Linked DNA regions of Homo sapiens: region 1 is linked to region 2. A link is a loop called in an ENCODE intact Hi-C map of the cell type or tissue named here. Cell type or tissue: IMR-90. All regions are shown on one strand. Links, peaks and the distances in the headings refer to the core of each region. The heading gives the core; the rest is flanking DNA.

What was found. Peaks named below come from ENCODE experiments on the same cell type or tissue, not always from the same donor. Only the 100,000 strongest peaks of a DNase experiment are listed, where the experiment ranks them.
Region 1: it touches region 2 in a loop (9-fold over the local background); 1 of 110 quality-filtered maps calls a loop at or near these places.

What each region holds. Positions count from the first base shown.
Region 1 is chr20:4,433,406-4,438,780 of GRCh38, reverse strand. No RefSeq gene overlaps it. Among named protein-coding and RNA genes, the nearest start is that of ADRA1D, 190 kb to the right of the region's middle. In IMR-90, for the core only: no CTCF peak of the experiment used is centred there; a DNase peak (open chromatin) is centred at 3,390; H3K27ac peaks cover 815 bases.
Region 2 is chr20:4,106,365-4,111,739 of GRCh38, reverse strand. No RefSeq gene overlaps it. Among named protein-coding and RNA genes, the nearest start is that of SMOX, 40 kb to the left of the region's middle. RefSeq lists enhancers at 879-1,443, 1,777-2,328, 2,329-2,881. In IMR-90, for the core only: a CTCF peak has its summit at 2,924; a DNase peak (open chromatin) is centred at 2,919.

The DNA.
Region 1 (5,375 bases), core at 278-5,277, 330 kb before region 2:
TTCCCACCTCCAAATCGCTCCTGATTTTGGATTCTGTCTCTCAACTGGGGGCTTCACCACACACAGCCAACAAATTAGAAACTTGAGGGTCACCCCTGAACCCTTAATCTTCCTTACTCTCTACATCTATTCACTGAATTCAGTCAATCCATTTGACTTCCTCAAAGCCATGGCTGAACAGCAGTATAAAAGCCATTTAAGCATTTATGGGATTTTCCAAAACAATACAATCACCTCCTTAGTAAACTAAATGAGTCCCACACCGCCAGTCAGAAAGAGTGTAAAATAATGTTTTTCAAGATGGAATTACCGGGGTTTCTTTCTAAATACAGAGAAGAGATCAAACCTACAGAAGCAATAGTTAAAGTTGCATTGTTGACACTAAAAGGTCACATGATTGCCAATAAGCTCATAAAAACAGCTGCAAAGATATTCACAGAGATGATACTCAGAAAGGAAGTAGAATGATGTTTTACCAGGTATCACTTTAGGATATCATGTGAAATATGAATTTCTCCTACCTGTGTATGTATTAGCTTACATTTTGTTTTTCTGTTGGGATCTAAGCAACAGTGTACACACAGACCATAAATCTACCGCTTGAAAGCTCCTCGTATTTGTATGAAAGAAGTGGTTTACAGAATGCTTCATTTTCTTTACCCTTGGAAACCCAGGCTACAAGGGAAGAGATTTTTTTATATGAAAAATAATTCTTTTGAAAGCTGTGATGGAGACAAGTATGTGCAAAAAAGGTTGTAGTCACCCCAAGAATGACCTTGACTACTAATTTGCACATGGCTTCACTCAAGAGCAATTGGCCTTGATTAAGCGTGGTAGGCAGTGGTGGGCTCGGGGAGGGTCCAGTTCTCTGTACTTCTATGAGCCCCATGTGGGTCTCTCAACTAGGGTACTGGGACTGCTGATTCAGGGAGAATATTCTTGTTAGATCATTGCCCTCATCACGCTGAACTAAAATATTATGTATCTGCTCCTGTATTAGACAGTGAGTGAGTGGAGGTTAGTTCAATGCCTGGCACACAGTCGGTGCTGGGTAATGATAGCTGAGTGAATCAACAAGGTAGTCAATCAGAAAACGGAATTGAAAGCAAGATGGGGTTTATTTCTTCAGAAATTAAACCTGGGGAGCATTTTTCACACCTCCCTGGATAACATATCTCGTGTCATGCCCTTATTCCCCAAAGAGAATTCAAATCACAAGACCTTGGGAAAAAGCTGACTATCAAAGCGGGTGGACTCTGGTCTGGACACAAATAATTCACAAGAAACAACTCTGGCAGCCAACTACCCTCCTGAATTAGGCAGTGGTGAAAAGGGCAGGCAGATCCCTGGGGAAGTTTCTCTCTCAGCCCCCGAACCTGCTTCCAAGTAGAGTTCTAGATCAAAAGAGGGAGGAATTGAGTTCATGTGCAATGTTAGTGCCAACATTATGCCAAGTGCTGTGAGCTCTACCCATGTCTCAAAGTCCATCTCTTTTGAAAGTGCCCCTATCTCTCCTCTGGCTCTATTCACTCTTCTTTTCTATTAACATTAACATTACTCTGTGCTGGCACCATGACAAGCATTCAATGACAGAGATGGGGTGTAACTGAACCCCAACATTTTTGCCCCCTTGTTGCTGTTTAAGAAATATTTTTCCTGGCCAGGTACAGTGGCTCACACCTGTAATTCCAGCACTTTGGGAGGGCGAGGTGGGTGGATCACTTGAGGCCAGGAGTTCAAGACCAGCTGGCCAACACGACGAAACTCTGTCTCTGCTAAAAATACAAAAATTAGCCAGGCGTGATGGCACGTGCCTGTAATCCCAGCTACTCGGAGGCTGAGGCACAAGAATCGTTTGAACCCAGGAGGTGGAGGTGCAGTGAGCCAAGATTGTGCCACTGCTTGCAGCCTGGGTAACAGAGTGAGACCCTGTCTCAAAAATATATACATTTTTTCTTAACTGCTTTGTTGTGGGACAGTCACATTGAAGGCAAGAGTTTTATTTTTCTCCTCATTGTGCCTATCATGAGGCAGATGTCTTGGGTCAGGTTCTCCAAGATGTTTTTCTGAGGCAACAGTACAAGAGCAAATGATTTCTTAAGGAAGTGCTTCCAGGCGAGACCAGTAAGAGAGTAGGGTAAGCAGAAAAGGGGAGGGGAAGAAGCCAAGCAAGGAGGTGATCTCAGGGGGAGTCCCAGCCTTGGCCTGACCCTGTCTGCAAGTGACCCCTTGAGTCAAAAGGCCTTCAGGCTCCTGCCCCGGCAGTCTGTGGCTACTGGGGGATGTAGACTACCAGGCACTTCAAGGTCTCCAAGCCTGGGCAGAGTAGCTCCAAGGGTTGGTTCAGTTATTTGAAGGAAGTCATAGGTTCGGGCCTCTAGGAGCAAAGCACACATGAGCTAGAGGCAGTGTCCAAGCTGTGAGGAGATTCACTGAGGGGGCTTGATTAGAACAAGGACAGCATCTGTCACTACAGGACACATGACAGATGTGCATTTGCTGCATGTTACATCACTGATTGACTTCTTTTGGAAGTTCCCAGATGATTAATAAGCTCTTAGCTTTTTCTGATGGTTTGGCATTTTGTAGGCACTGTCTGAGTCCTGAGGCAACAGAGCACTGAATATCAGTAAGAGAAAGTCCAAGGCAGGTGGAATCACCTCCTGGTTTATAACAATTCATGGCAAATTCTCTGAGCTCTTCTATCAGTTCACTGTAAGCTCTGATCTATGTCACTGGTAGGTGACATGTGAAGTCACTCAGGCCCTGTCAGCCAGGCTCCTATGCAAGCTGTGGGCATGATTTCAGCCAGCTCAGAGCCAGTTAGAAGGCAACCTGAAATAGGTGGGCAGGAAACGCCAACAGGGATAGGAAGTGAGCACCCATCCGCCCACCCCTCTCCCTAGGGCACTGGGACTGCTGATTCAGTGAGAATATTCTTGTTAGATCGTGAGGAACATGGCATCTGAGGTCTGAAGGCAGAGGTGTCCCTTCAGCTTCTGTGCAAGGCTGTTCTCTGCATGAGAGATGGCCTGGACCCCACAAATAAAACCCACACCCTCCTTACCATCCCTGCGGGGCCAACATCACAACACACACCCGGATGATTTGTGAGGCCTCCCTCAGGTGAGACAATGATTGTGCATTCATTTCCTTTTCGTTTCCAAAATGGCAGATGTTATTTTCTCAGAAGCTGCATCACTTCCCATAATCAAAAGCAGGAGTTAGAGAGAAGAGGTGATTATAAGAACACAGAATTCACTGAACTCAAAAGCATGTCAAACTCTTCCAACTGCAAATACTTTTTTTTTTTTTTTTTTGTCAAATGATGAGATTGGAAAAACATTGCTTGCATTTTGCCTCCAACCCCTAGCCTGTTTCTTTTAGAAACCCATGTGGCTTTGAAGGGAAATATAATCCACATGTTTGAATTCCTATTAATTTAACTCATCCTCATCTTGTTTATGGGAGAGACTTATTGTCTATGAAAGTTTTATGGTGTCTTAGGTGAAACTCCCTCCTTCTTTCCCCCTTTCTCTTTCTTCCTCTCACCTCTCCTTTCTTTCTTATTTGTCTCTCTTTTTTATCATCACCTTCTCTTCTCTTCACAATTTTTCTCTCTCTTTCTCGTTATATTTTTTTCTGGGATTTTCCTTCTTCCCACTCCATTTTCTTCTCTTTGTCCCTTCTTTAGCTCCTAGAGATATTTATCACTTTTTATTTTCCTATTCATCTTCCCTCCCCTTGTTGTCTTTGCCCATTCCTTCGCTTTGTATTCAGGACATAAAGTGTGTATCCCCAGGCTCATTGTGATTATAGCTGAGAGAATGATGTTCCCATCCTGTCTGTGAGCCAAATTTTATTATTACAACAGCCAGGGCTTCAGAGAAAAGCGGGTGAGCTCTGTGTCTGCCGCAGATTAACCAGTGCCTGGGCCAGCTGGGCCAACTGCAAGAACACACTCAGATCCTTTTGCTGCAAGGAGACACCGTTGGTCCCCCAGGACTTTCCTTTCCTGGGGCATTCACTCCTAAGGAGTGGGAGTTGCAAGACTGAGACAGGCTTGGGATGTGGGAAAGAAAGAAGTTGGGCTAGGTATCTTCATAGTTAGACCAACCTCATGGGGCTAAAGGCTAGAATATGTAGGACCAGAATTTACCGTACTTGAAAAGCAAAACTCTTTTTACATAGTTTATATTCTCTATAACTATTTCTTATCATTTGCCCTTATTGTTTTCTTTAGTATTTCTTAGTAGACAGAAATACAAAGAAGAAAATAAAAGTTGACCTCTACTGTCTCTATTCAGGTAACTCCTGATATGTAAAAATAATAAATAAAATAATTGTGTGTAAATTAAGAAATCTCAAGACATATATGAAGTTTCTAAATGAAAGGTGAAAGTTTTCCACTCCATATTCCCTTTCCTATTGGTAATTAATCAACATTAGCAATTTCTTATTGTTCCCTTCAGGGAAAAGATATGCATACCCAACAAAATGTGTGTCTATTCACTTATCTTTTCTTCTTATTTTTAACACAAAAGAGATTATACCATATACACTGTTCTGTGCCTTGCATATTTTATTATATATAAATCTGTTTTTTTAAAAAAATCTGCCTAATATACATTATATAGATGCCCTCTCAGTAAACTCTTAGCAGGAAGTTTGTCGGGTCAAATAATTTGAATTTTGACATATATTATCCAATGTCCTCCAAAAAAGGATGCAATGGTTTATGTTTCCACAAAAAGAGTAGGGAAACAATGTCTGTTTCTTATTCCCTCATTGACGCTAGGTATTATCAATGTTAATTTTACCCCTGGTCTGATATATGAAAAACAGTATTTCATTTTTAAATTTGGATTTCTTTAATCATGAGAGAGATTGAAGTCAGAAAGCAATGTCCACTCTTACAAAGAGTTTGCCGTGAAGGACGGGGAGAGAGAACGCATAGCAGGACTTAGGAACGACGAAGACTCATGGCTGAGGATGAAAAAAGGAGATGGGGGTACTGACTAATGGGAAGTGGGCAGTACAGATCTAGGAGGGGAGGGATCTTGAGCATGGATGAAAGAGTTTGCCTTGGGCAGGAGGAGGCCAGCACTGCTTAGAGTTAGGCTGTAAGGAGCAGAGCGGACATGGATGCGTGTGCACCGGTCATGATTCAGGGCAGGAGGCACAGACCAGTAGGCTCCCACCACTTGGCCACTCTGTCTTTGTGTGACTTGGCCCAAGTTGCAGAGCTATTTAGTGGTAGAAATGGGGTGATACTCAGAATTGTGGAGTTTAAGTCATGTGATGTCAACAACAATCTTGTTTTCTTTGTAAAAATTTAACTGTAACTTTTCTTTCTTTCTTTCCTTTTTTTTTTT
Region 2 (5,375 bases), core at 164-5,163:
AGCAGAGCCAGCGGATGTCCCCCTCAGAGAATGCTGCCTACTTGTCGGCTTGCCTGGTTGCCTGGTTATCTAGTTGTTTGGTTGCCTGTCGTCTGGTTATCTGGTTGCCTAGTTGTCTAATTGTATACTTGTCTGGTTACCTAGTTACCTGGTCACCGGGGGCCTGTGTGGGGATGAGCCTCTCTGGCTGACTGTCTTACCTCCATCAAGCCCCGAAGCTGAAGGAGAAAAAGACACAATGTGTAGGCCCCTGGTGCCCAATTCCCTGAGGATGGAGTACCCGGTGGGTGTGTTTGGGGGGCCTGGGGGAGGGTCCCCACTTCTTCTGTGGTGTTCTCCAAGGAGATTGGGAGTGGGCTCTGGCCTGAGTTCCTGGACATCTGGTCCCTGACCTGGCTGTCCCAAGGGATTGAGGGCTACAAAGATAGATCAGGGGTACAACATAGAGCAAAGATCTTTCTACCAGTCAGGGACCCGGAAGGAAATAGTTACAAATTCAAATTCGGATAATTCTGGGAGAGTTTAATAAAGGAACCATTCACAAAGGATGGTCAGGGTATTGGGAGATCTCAAGGGAGGGAACAGTAGTGACAGCTGGAATCTGTGACCACCCAAGGCCTGGCAGTCCAAGGGGAGGGAGCTGCTAGCGGGGAGGGTTAGAACCCAGAGGCAGAAAGGGCTGAGCGGGGAGAGCTGCCTGACAAGCAGCTGGCACCTGGGGCAGGGACACAGCCAGGCTACAGCAGCCCCAGGAGGGAGCTGGCGGGTAAATGCCCACCTCTCTCACTCCTCCCTCTCTTCCATTGGTCATACCCAACCAGAAGCAAAAGCACAGGTAGCCCACAGAGGCAGCCACCCAGCTCAGCCTTGTGGGGCACAGGGCGATGGAGAAGACAGTGGATCTGGAGAGCCTAGAACAGCCCCAAGCACGGGAAGTCTGTCTGGGGGTGCTCCTGGGGCTGCTAGGAGCTAAATCCAAAGATCTGGTGGTTGTTCAGGAAACAGGAAAAGGACCCCTCAGGATCAGGCCCACATGCCAGAGCGAGTCCCTCAGCAGGCAAGGCAAACACTGCAATAGAGTAAGGACAAGCTCAGGGCCAGCCAGGCCATAGGCAGAAAATGCCCCATCAACTGCCAGGACTCCAGGGGCCTGGAGAACCCAGAGGAATTTCAGGAGGCCCTGAAGTTAGGCCAGCTGGACAGAGGGCCCTGAGCTTCACCCATCTCCGAAAACAACAATTGTCCTGAGCTGAGTAAAGAGGCTCGTTTTGTCTTTGTGTCCTTGATCTGGGCAGCTCCAGGGCTCCTCACTGGTGCAAGGAAAGGAGGTGATCCTGTCTCGCTAAGAGCTCAGGCTGCAGGCAGAGCTGGCTTCAAGAGTGCACAGCCTGTGCAGCAGTGCAGGGCCCCGTGCTTAGTTGAATTCTCTTCTGTTGTTGCCTTGAAATTCTTCCTAACTTTTGGACGAGGAGCCCTCCATTTTCATTTTGCACAGGGCTCTTTGCCAGTCCTGACTGCAGCTTGCCACCTATTTCAATACGAGGAAATGGGAGAGGGCAATGCTGAAGCCAGGGGTTTCATGCACAGACAGTATGACAGTCTGGCAGGGAGATATTTAGGCTGGTTGGGCGGGGGGCATTTTTGGAGCCCCTTACATCAAGTCACATAGATAAATGCCTACTGCATCCAAGGGCCAGATTAGCCCCACACAGAACATGAAGATAAAGGGCAGAGAAACCCCCAGGAAGCAACCACAAGAAAGAGTGGGGTCCTGATGACAGTGACTTTGGACAAGGTCTATGCCCCTCACCCACCCACCCAGGAAAGTGCAGGTCCCTCTGGCCCTGCAGGCTGCAGGCTGAGGGGCTGAGTCACCTCCAGGTCCCCAGCTTGAGATGGTCCAGGTTCTCAGAGGCTATGAAGAACTCACTGCCCTGCCAAGGTGCCAGGGTTACTGGCAGCCCCAGGCTCCTGGTGTCCTCTTACATCCTATGACATCAATTCAGGCGTCTCAGGTGCCGGCCTGGGTGGCAGAGCAGAGAGCCACCATGTGAGCCAGGCCCACGTCTTTCATCTACTGCCCAGTATTCCTGATACGGCTACTCCTGTGGGTAGGCGAGTTACAGAGACAGCACCCCAACAGCACCCCAACATCTGAGGCCCCCTTCTACGCAGGGTACTAACAAGGCCTCCCAACAGTGCCATGAGGTAGGCATTATTATCATCCCCAATTTACAGAGATTTATGGCCCTGGTACCACAGTGGATACCAGCAGCCAGAGAAAGCCCCAGGCAAAGACACACAGGTTCTGGCAGATGGAAGCCACGAAGTCAGAGGATTGGTGGGACTCAGACAGCACCTACTACACCCGGCACGGAGATGGGCCTGTGGGCAACTGCCTCTTGCACTTGGCAGTGCAGATGGGGAAGCAGAGTTGCTGCATATCAGGCACCTACTGTTTGCATGATCCTAGGCTAAAATCTCTTTATACATGAGGTCTCCGACTCTCATAACCGCCCCATGAGAAAAGTCTTATTAACTGCTCCCATTTCATAGATGAGGGGCTCAAAATGATGTATCTTGCCCACATCACGCCCAGACGGTAAATGGCAGGGCTGAAATTCGAACCCAGGTGGGTCCGACCCCAGGGAACGTACAGAGACAGAGAGAGAGGAGCCCGTGCAAGATGCACCTGGCAGGAGATACTGCTCAGCAAATGAAGGACCTTTCATGTCCTAGGGAGCTGCTGAAGAATTCTGAACCAGTGACACCATCAGGTATGAGGTTTCCAGAGGTCATGCAGGGTATGTGGGGAGAACTGAAGGGGGCTTACAGCAACACTGGAGGCCGGAAGGGCAGTGAGAGGCTTTTGCAATTTGCGGGTGCTTTTCATCAGCCATGGTTACCTTGTGGTCCTGTGCTGTCCCCAAGCGGTAGTTCGGCAGAATTGATTCCTTCACTGAGGACCTTCTTGTTCAGCCTGGAGCACGCATTAGAATCAGCGGGAGGGTTTATTAACACAGAGGTATGGGGTGGGCCCAAGAATGTGCCTTTCTAACGAGTTTCCAGGTGATGCTGATGGTCTGGAGACCACAGTTTGAAAACCACAGGCTTAATTGCTTTCAAGGGGCCACGCAATCAGGCTGCCTCGTGGGGAGAAGGCGGTTACAGAGGATCCTGGCCTCAGAGCTGTGACCTCAGAAGGGAGGCGCCTGAAGCAAGTAGGGAAGGCTTCTGAGGGCATGGGGTCCGAGAACCATTAGGACTCAAAGGAGCCAAATTTCAGGGGAGGCAGGAGCTTGGGGAAACCTGTAAAGTGGCTGCCCCGCTTTCATACGTCATTTCTGCATCTTAAACAATAGAAAGCAGGCTGGGTGCCAGGCGCAGTAGCTCATGCCTGTAATCCCAGCACTTTGGGAGGCCAAGGCAGTGGATCACTTGAGGTCAGGAGTTCGAGACCAGCCTGGCCAACATGGTGAAACCCCGTTTCTACTAAAAATACAAAATTTAGCTGGGCATGGTGGCACGTGCCTGTCATCCCAGCTACTCAGGAGGCTGAAACAGGAGAATCACTTGAGGGAGGCGGAGGTTGCAGTGAGCTGTGATCACGCCACTGTACTCCAGACTGGGTGACAGAGCAAGACTCTATCAGAAAGAATGAGAGAGAGAGAGAGAGAGAGAGAAAGGAAGAAAACAAACAGGCTGGGTTTGGTGGTGCACGCCTGCAATCTTAGCGACTCAGGAGACCAAGCAGGAGGATCGCTTGAGGACATGAGTTCGAAGCTGCAGTGAGCTATGGTCATGCCACTGCACTCTAGCCTGGGTGACAGAGCAAGATGCTGTCTCTAAATAACAATAATAGTAGTAGTAAAAAGCATTTTCTATTAGTGTTCTAAGCACTTTACGTGTCTTAATTCAATCAACTCTACAAGTTTGCGAAGGAATAAATTCTGATATTATCCTCCAGTTAGGGGCTGATTTATGTCCCCCTCCAAATTCATGTATTGGAGTCCTGACCCCAGTCCCTCAGAATGTGACTGTATTGGAAGATAGGGTCTTTGGAGAGGTAATTAAGATGAGGCTGCTAGGATGGGCCCTAATACAATATGACTGGTGTACTTCTAAGAAGAGGAAATTTGGACACAGACACAGACAGAGGGAAGATCCTGTGAGGACACAGGGAGAAGGTGGCCGCCTATCGGCCAAGGAGAAAGGCCTCCAACAAACCAGCCCTGAGACACCTTGAGCTCAGACTCCCAGCCTCCAGAACTGTGAGTAGATACATTTCTGTTGTTTAAGCAGTCCATTCTGTTGTACTGTGTTCTGGCAGCCCTAGCAAACTGATACACCCTCATGTTACAGGTAAGGAAACTGAGGCACACAGGGGTTAAATAATGGGCCCAGTTGCTTCTTGAACTCAAGTAGTCTGAGTAGTAATTAGTTCCCTCCCTGAGGGCTCTATAGATCTGGGGCCGACGTCTGGTTGAGACCCACACCAAACGCCACACAGTAAGAGTTGCTCCCCCAAGCCTAGCATCAGTCATAGCTTATGCTGCAACAAAGACACACAATTCAGTGGGACATAATTTAGGTCCAAGCCATGTTTTGTTTTGTTTTGTTTTGAGTCGGAGTCTCACTCTGTCGCCCAGGCTGGAGTACGATGGCATGATCTTGGCTCACTGCAACCTCCGCCTCCTGGGTTCAAGCAATTCTCCTGCCTCAGCCTTTCAAGTAGCTGGGATTACAGGCGCCTGCCACCAGGCCCGGCTAATTTTTGTATTTTTAATAGAGACGGGGTTTCACCGTATTGGTCAGGCTGGTCATGAAAACCTGACCTCGTTATCTGCCCACCTCAGCCTCCCAAAGTGCTGGGATTACAAGTGTGAGCCACCATGCCTGGCCCCAAGCCAAGGTTTTTTGTGGGTTTTTTCTTTCTTTTCTTTTTGAGACAGGGTCTCACTCTGTTGCCCAGGCTGGAGTGCAGTGGCATGATCTCAGCTCACTGTAGCCTCGATCTCCTGGGCTCAAGCAATCCTCTCACTTCAGCCTCTAGAGTAGCTGGGACTGCAGGCAAGCCACCATCCCTGGCTAATTTTTACATTTTTTGTGGAGTTGGGGTCTTGCCATCTTGCCCAGGCTGGTCTTGAACTCCTGGGCTCACCCAGCACTGGGAACTCCTGCCTCAGCCTTCCAAAGTGCTGGGATTACAGGTGTGAGCCACCATGGCTGGCCTTTTTTTGAGCCAGTAGGCGCTGTGCTGCTCCCAATCGTGAGTGAGTGAGTCTTGCTCTCAGCCCTTCTCCTCTGCTGCCTTTCCCCCGCACCACCACAGAGCAAGAGCTTCTCAATCTCCTTGGACTATGAAGATGGTTAGC